Linked DNA regions of Homo sapiens: region 1 is linked to region 2. A link is a contact called in ENCODE Hi-C or POLR2A ChIA-PET data. All regions are on one chromosome and are shown on one strand. Each heading gives the region's core, a stretch centred on a gene start or an enhancer-like site at or near the end of the contact. The rest is flanking DNA. Distances are from core to core; before and after follow the strand shown. Region 1 holds the start of TAX1BP1-AS1 (TAX1BP1 antisense RNA 1). Region 2 holds the start of HOTAIRM1 (HOXA transcript antisense RNA, myeloid-specific 1).

Evidence for each region. A loop is a pair of places that touch in the nucleus more often than their neighbours do. ChIA-PET counts read pairs that join two places held with the same protein, here RNA polymerase II (POLR2A). Pooled maps may share reads with other maps.
Region 1: a loop to region 2 is called in a map of CD8-positive, alpha-beta T cell, with 5 times the contacts of the local background. The contact joins the promoter of TAX1BP1-AS1 here to the promoter of HOTAIRM1 in region 2. A Hi-C loop is called at or near these places in 3 of 168 maps with a recorded cell type or tissue (CD8-positive, alpha-beta T cell and chondrocyte), 2 of 37 single-sample maps with no recorded cell type and 7 of 50 pooled maps. POLR2A ChIA-PET finds 5 or more read pairs at or near these places in 1 of 52 experiments (MCF 10A).

The regions. Positions count from the first base shown.
Region 1 is chr7:27,739,234-27,741,933 of GRCh38, forward strand. It overlaps TAX1BP1-AS1 (TAX1BP1 antisense RNA 1), which reads right to left and starts at 1,442. Exons shown (of 2, transcript NR_187572.1): 1 at 783-1,442. It overlaps TAX1BP1 (Tax1 binding protein 1), which reads left to right and starts at 929. Exons shown (of 17, transcript NM_006024.7): 1 at 929-1,036. RefSeq lists enhancers at 864-1,726, 943-1,212, 1,727-2,590 and a silencer at 1,380-1,612.
Region 2 is chr7:27,094,657-27,097,356 of GRCh38, forward strand. HOTAIRM1 (HOXA transcript antisense RNA, myeloid-specific 1) reads left to right here and starts at 1,438. Exons shown (of 2, transcript NR_038367.1): 1 at 1,438-1,732. HOXA1 (homeobox A1) reads right to left here and starts at 1,344. Exons shown (of 2, transcript NM_005522.5): 1 at 605-1,344; 2 at 1-139. The coding sequence starts at 1,256. RefSeq lists enhancers at 1-432, 1,314-1,608, 1,734-2,306 and a silencer at 1,661-1,830.

The sequences.
Region 1 (2,700 bases), core at 192-2,691, 640 kb after region 2:
TTCTGAAATAACTGGAAGTAAAGATGAAAGTATATGAAAGATAATTTTGAATGTTCTGTATTTAGAATGTGCTTCAACATTTAATGCGATCTAATTTACATATCCTTTCTGGTGCTATTGCAAGGTTTGTCAGGGTTTTACGGCAACAGAAGACTATGATGAATTCGAATGGGACACATTTGCTTCTGTGGAGTTACGATTCAAACTGAATGTCCAATATAGGAAGGCAACATATACAACAAGCAAAAGTGATTTTAGAAATAACAGAACGCGGGAGAAAATTCACACACGGAAAATGATACGGATAACAAAAGCAGGTAACTCACAGAAATGCGGCTAGAAAAGAGGCCTCTGCTGGAGCGAGAGCAAATAGAATCAGAGGGCATTAGAACTGAAAAGCTCCTAGGAGCTTTCAGTGAACAAAACTTCATAGCCAAAAAAGCACACGACTGGGCCAGGAGTTCAGAGACAGTCTTGGTGCTCAGGGGTTTGCAGCCCTAGCCGTGTGGTCACTCCCTTGCTTCTCTGGCTATTTCCTTATCTATAAAATGAGTGGGCTAGTTTAGGCCGACTGAGACGCAGACAGGGATACGGTACTGTCCATGGACCTCTGAGCTGCCCTTTCCACATCGCTGGTGAGTTACTTAAACCTCCTGTGTGTTTCCCCCTTTCGTATGTCAAAATAATAACATAAAATCAGAATGTAAATCCAGACGCATTGTTTTGCTGCGATTAAGTTGAACGAAAATAGCAAGGACGAAGTAAGGAGAGAGCCAGCCTACCCGCGGGATGAGGCGTCCCGCGGCGGAGTGGGCTGGGGGCGTGTCGTCGCGGAGGGGAGCGGCGAACCAGGCAGGAGGCGGAAGAGACCGCCCCGTGGGCGGAAGTGACGCAAGGCCTACTGTCGGCTGGGAGGGGAGGTGTAGCCGGTCTTTGGGGGTAGGCGGTAGTGGCGGAAGAGGTTCGGCGGCTGATGGCGGATCAGGATCGGAAGCCTGCGTAACTTTCTCCCTTGATCCGGGAGTCTTTCCACTGGGTAAGGCGCCTCCCCGGTCCACCCCAGCGCCTTGTGCGGGGCGGCCTCCAGCTGCATCTCTTTTAGGGCTCGTGCTACACCCTTCAGCCCCTGTACTGTAGGGGCCTGGCCGGTCTCGGGAGAGGTCTCTGTGGTGACGAGGCTTTCCTTCCCGAAGACAAACCTTCCTTTCCAGACTGCGATTGTGACGGGGGTGTGGGCGACTCGGATCAGCTGTGGAGTTTTGGAATGGCAACGGGTGGCCGCCCCACGCGGTGGGAGGCCCGTGGGACAGGCCTTCGCGATTTGGGGGAGGCGTGTGGGACGGGGGCCCTTTGGCTGGGGACGAGTGACGCTGGCGACCCCCGAAGGAAAAGCTTCTGGTGTCCAAGGCTAAACTCTGGGGTGACTGTTTTGAGGGCAGTGTGGGTTTTACCGGCGCAGTAAGCTGAGAAAACACGTAGGTCGCGTCCGAGAAGGACGCTGGGGTTTGCCTTTGCGGAGAGAAACCCAGCTGTTTTGGTTTGAGTCGCCGGTGGCGAAGGGGGCGGAGACTCCCTGCGCCGCCTACTTTTGAGGGCCGCGGGCGGAGTTGGCGGTTCTGGCTGATGGCCTGCTTCACCTGGAATCCATTCCCCACCCCGCCCCGTTCGCAAGGTGTGGACTAGTCCCGACCGACTTGCACTCCTGGCTTAGGGAATCTGTGGCTAGAGTTTAGCGTGCGCGCGCGCGCGTACACCTTATTAGTAAAAAATTGAGCTTAGCGTGCGTCTGTGTGGGTGTGTGTACACACCTTATTGGTAAAAGTTTTGTTAGAAAACACTGGCATTTGACTTTAGACATACACAGTGTTAGATTTCCGGTTTCACACAGTGGTTATGAATTGCTATTATGTTAGGCTTTAGATGGGAAAATAAATCTTGATTTTTCAGCTGTCTGCATTCTGCTAATGTTAAAATTTCTACGAGCTGTGCACGAACAATTAATAGTTACAAGTTTGGTGCTCAATTCCTAAAGGATTTAAAGAGATCATTTGAATAGAAACTAAAAGTGGGTCGATCGTCCTCAAAGTGCTTTTCGGGTTTAGGGAAGGAGCTTAGGACAGCCTTTCTCTTTCGTTCTGTTCCTTTCAAGGGTAAACTTGAAGGATTGTTTGATGATGCCGACTTCTAATAAGGTTTTATTTATTTTTCAAACTGATTGTTCAACTTCAAAGAACATTGTAGTTTTTGTTTTCTAGTCATCACGTTCTTTTTTTTTTTTTTTCCTTGAGATGGAGTCTTGCTCTGTCTCCCAGGCTGGAGTGCAGTGGCGCGATCGCGGCTCATTGCAACCTCCGCCTCCCAGGTTCAAGCGATTCTCCTGCCTCAGCCTCCTGAGTACCTGGGATTACAGGCGCGCACCACCACACTGAAGGGGTGGGTTGCCCCTCCACACCTGTGGGTGTTTCTCGTTAGGTGGAATGAGAGACTTGGAAAAGAAAAAGACACAAAGTACAGAGAAAGAAATAAGGGGATCCGGGGAACCAGCGTTCAGCATATGGAGGATCCCGCCAGCCTCTGAGTTCCCTTAGTATTTATTGATCATTTGTGGGTGTTTCTCCGAGAGGGGGCTATGTCAGGGTCACAAGACAATAGTGGGGAGAGGGTCAGCAGACAAACACGTGAACAAAGGTCTTTGCATCA
Region 2 (2,700 bases), core at 188-2,687:
GCAGCGATCTCCACCCTGCGGGCGCGCGTCAGGTACTTGTTGAAGTGGAACTCCTTCTCCAGTTCCGTGAGCTGCTTGGTAGTGAAGTTGGTGCGCACCGCGTTGGGTTGACCCAGGTAGCCGTACTCTCCAACTTTCCCTGGGGCAAAGTGGGAAGCCATGAGACGGAAATGTAAAAATTTTTAAATCGACTTGAGATTCCCCACACGCTTCATGGCAACACTCAGGTAAAGAAAAGATCAAGAACTCAGCACAAATCGGGCTGTGGAGGGTGAGTGATGAGGTGTAAAGTGTTAACCTGATGTAAACCATTAGCATGGTCAGACCGGTGATTAATGGAGCCTCAAGATATTAACAGAACACTACCGTCACAATAACCACCCCCACATACTTCCTATTTCCCAAATGTATAAAATCCTTGAAAACACACCAATCCCTGAGACTTCTTTGCCCCAACACCTCTGGGCACCCTCTCCATGCACTACAACACTAGTCTGATACAAAAGCCTTTTAAAAAAAAGATCATTATTAATTTCCTTGGAAATTAAGCATACCAGCTCCTTCCAGAATAATCAAGGAGCATCCACCAACCAGCAGGACTGACCTGTTTTGGGAGGGTTTCTTTTGACTTTCATCCAGTCAAAAGTCTGCGCTGGAGAAGATGTCTCCGATGCGGGGGAGCGACAGGCTTCTTGGTGGCTGGCGTGGAGAGGGGACAAGGAGTTATTATACGTAGCCAGGGCCAGGCTCTGGTGCTCCTGTCCATATGAGTGGTGAATGTATTGAGGCGAGCCCACCGCGCCCCCAGCATAACCCTGGTGGTGGTGGTGATGCTGGACCATGGGAGATGAGAGATTTCCAGAGTAAACAGCGGGAGCGCACTGGGGGTACCCACCACTTACGTCTGCTTCCTGATTTAACGCGTAGGGGCTGTAAGGCGCACTGAAGTTCTGTGAGCCATAGCTTGGACCACAACTTGAGTGGGAGTAGGACACCCCCAGGTTCCCGGAAGTCTGGTAGGTAGCCGGCTGGGGGTGGCGATGGTGGTGGTGGTGGTGGTGGTGGGGCGAACCGATCTGCACCCCCCTGCCCACTAGGAAGCGGTCGTCGCCGCCGCAACTGTTGGCGCTGACCGCGCACGACTGGAAAGTTGTAATCCTATGGTCCGAGGGGTAGGCTCGGGCTGAGCAGGTCCCCGAGTCGCCACTGCTAAGTATGGGGTATTCCAGGAAGGAGTTCATTCTTGCATTGTCCATCTGTCACTGAGTGACCTGGTCCTGCGAAGCCCGGCGTGACTGTGCCAACTTTCTCACTTCCTCCATGGGGCCGGAGAAGAAAAATGATATGAATGTACAGTGCGCAAGAGGGGGGGCGGGAGGGCGGAGGACGCTGGAGGAGGGGCACGTGACGGTGTCAGCCAATGGCTGAGCCTCCTGCAAAAGTTTGCCGGCTTCCGCAGTGATGGATCACCGTTTTAGTGGCATTTAAATCCCCGGCGCTCCGCCGTCTAGGTGACGCGCAGTCGCCCCCCCAGGCAGCCTAGGCGGCGGCAGCTGCTGCGGCGACTGCAAAGGCCGATTTGGAGTGCTGGAGCGAAGAAGAGCAAAAGCTGCGTTCTGCGCGCGCCCGACTCCGCTGCCCGCCCCGCCAGGCCTCCGGGAGGTGGGGGCTGGGAGGCGTCCCCCGCTCCCGCCCCCTCCCCACCGTTCAATGAAAGATGAACTGGCGAGAGGTGAGAAGGGAAGAGGGCTCCCGGCTCTCTCGGGGCGGGAATCAGTGGGCCAGAGCTCGCCGGGTGGCCGCAAGTACGCCGGCCCAGCCCGCAGCGCGCCCAGCCGGAAGGCGGGGAATCCGGCTGACACCGCGCCCCGGGTTCCCAGGCCACCTCCTCTGTTCTGAGGCTGGGCTGGGAGACCGTGGGGCTGTGAGGAGCGCATAGAACCGTGGTGGAGGGCGAGGCTGGGCCACCGGCTCTTCAAGCTCGGAATGGAGGGGGAAGAGCGCAGAGGGCTGGCTGGGAGGAACTCGGGTGGGCGTGAAGGAGACGAGGGCAAGAAAAGAAACTTCCCTTCTTCCAGGAGGGTCTTCGAAACCCTCTCCCCACAGCCCCTCTCGTCATTAGCATGGCAATGAGGAGTTTCTGTAATTCGACTTGGAGGGGCGGATGAGCCCTGGAAACTCAGAGCTCGCCGGAAAAGGCCGGGGGCGGCCGGGCTCTTCTTCCCCACCTTCCCTCTCTCGTCGCTCTCCGCCCCTTTCTCTTTCCCACTCAGTTTTGCACCGGGAGCCCTCCGGGATGCGGAGCTACTCGACCGCCGGATTTTTAGGGGTAGGAGGCGGGGGAGAGAGATGACGCTGGCGGACGTGGCCAGCGCGGGGGCCGGGCGGTGCGCTGCAGGCCATCTGCCGGCGCCCTGAGACCCAGGAGCCTCCGCGCTCCCGCGTGGGCCTCACAGGGCCGGTCCACAGCTCCAACATAGTAGCTGAACTCCCTTCGTTGCGTTCCTCTTTTTCTGGAGGGGAATGTTAGAAGAGAGAGAGAGCTTCCTTTTATAACCTTCCTCATTCTGCTGCACGTCTAGAGTGGGTGTGGGGGCTGGCAGGTGGGAGGGGCGGTGGACAAATGGCTGATGGTGGACGGGACACTTTACCCCAACGACACCTCCTCCCCTTTCCAACTGGCTGTGTAGTTGCTTATGA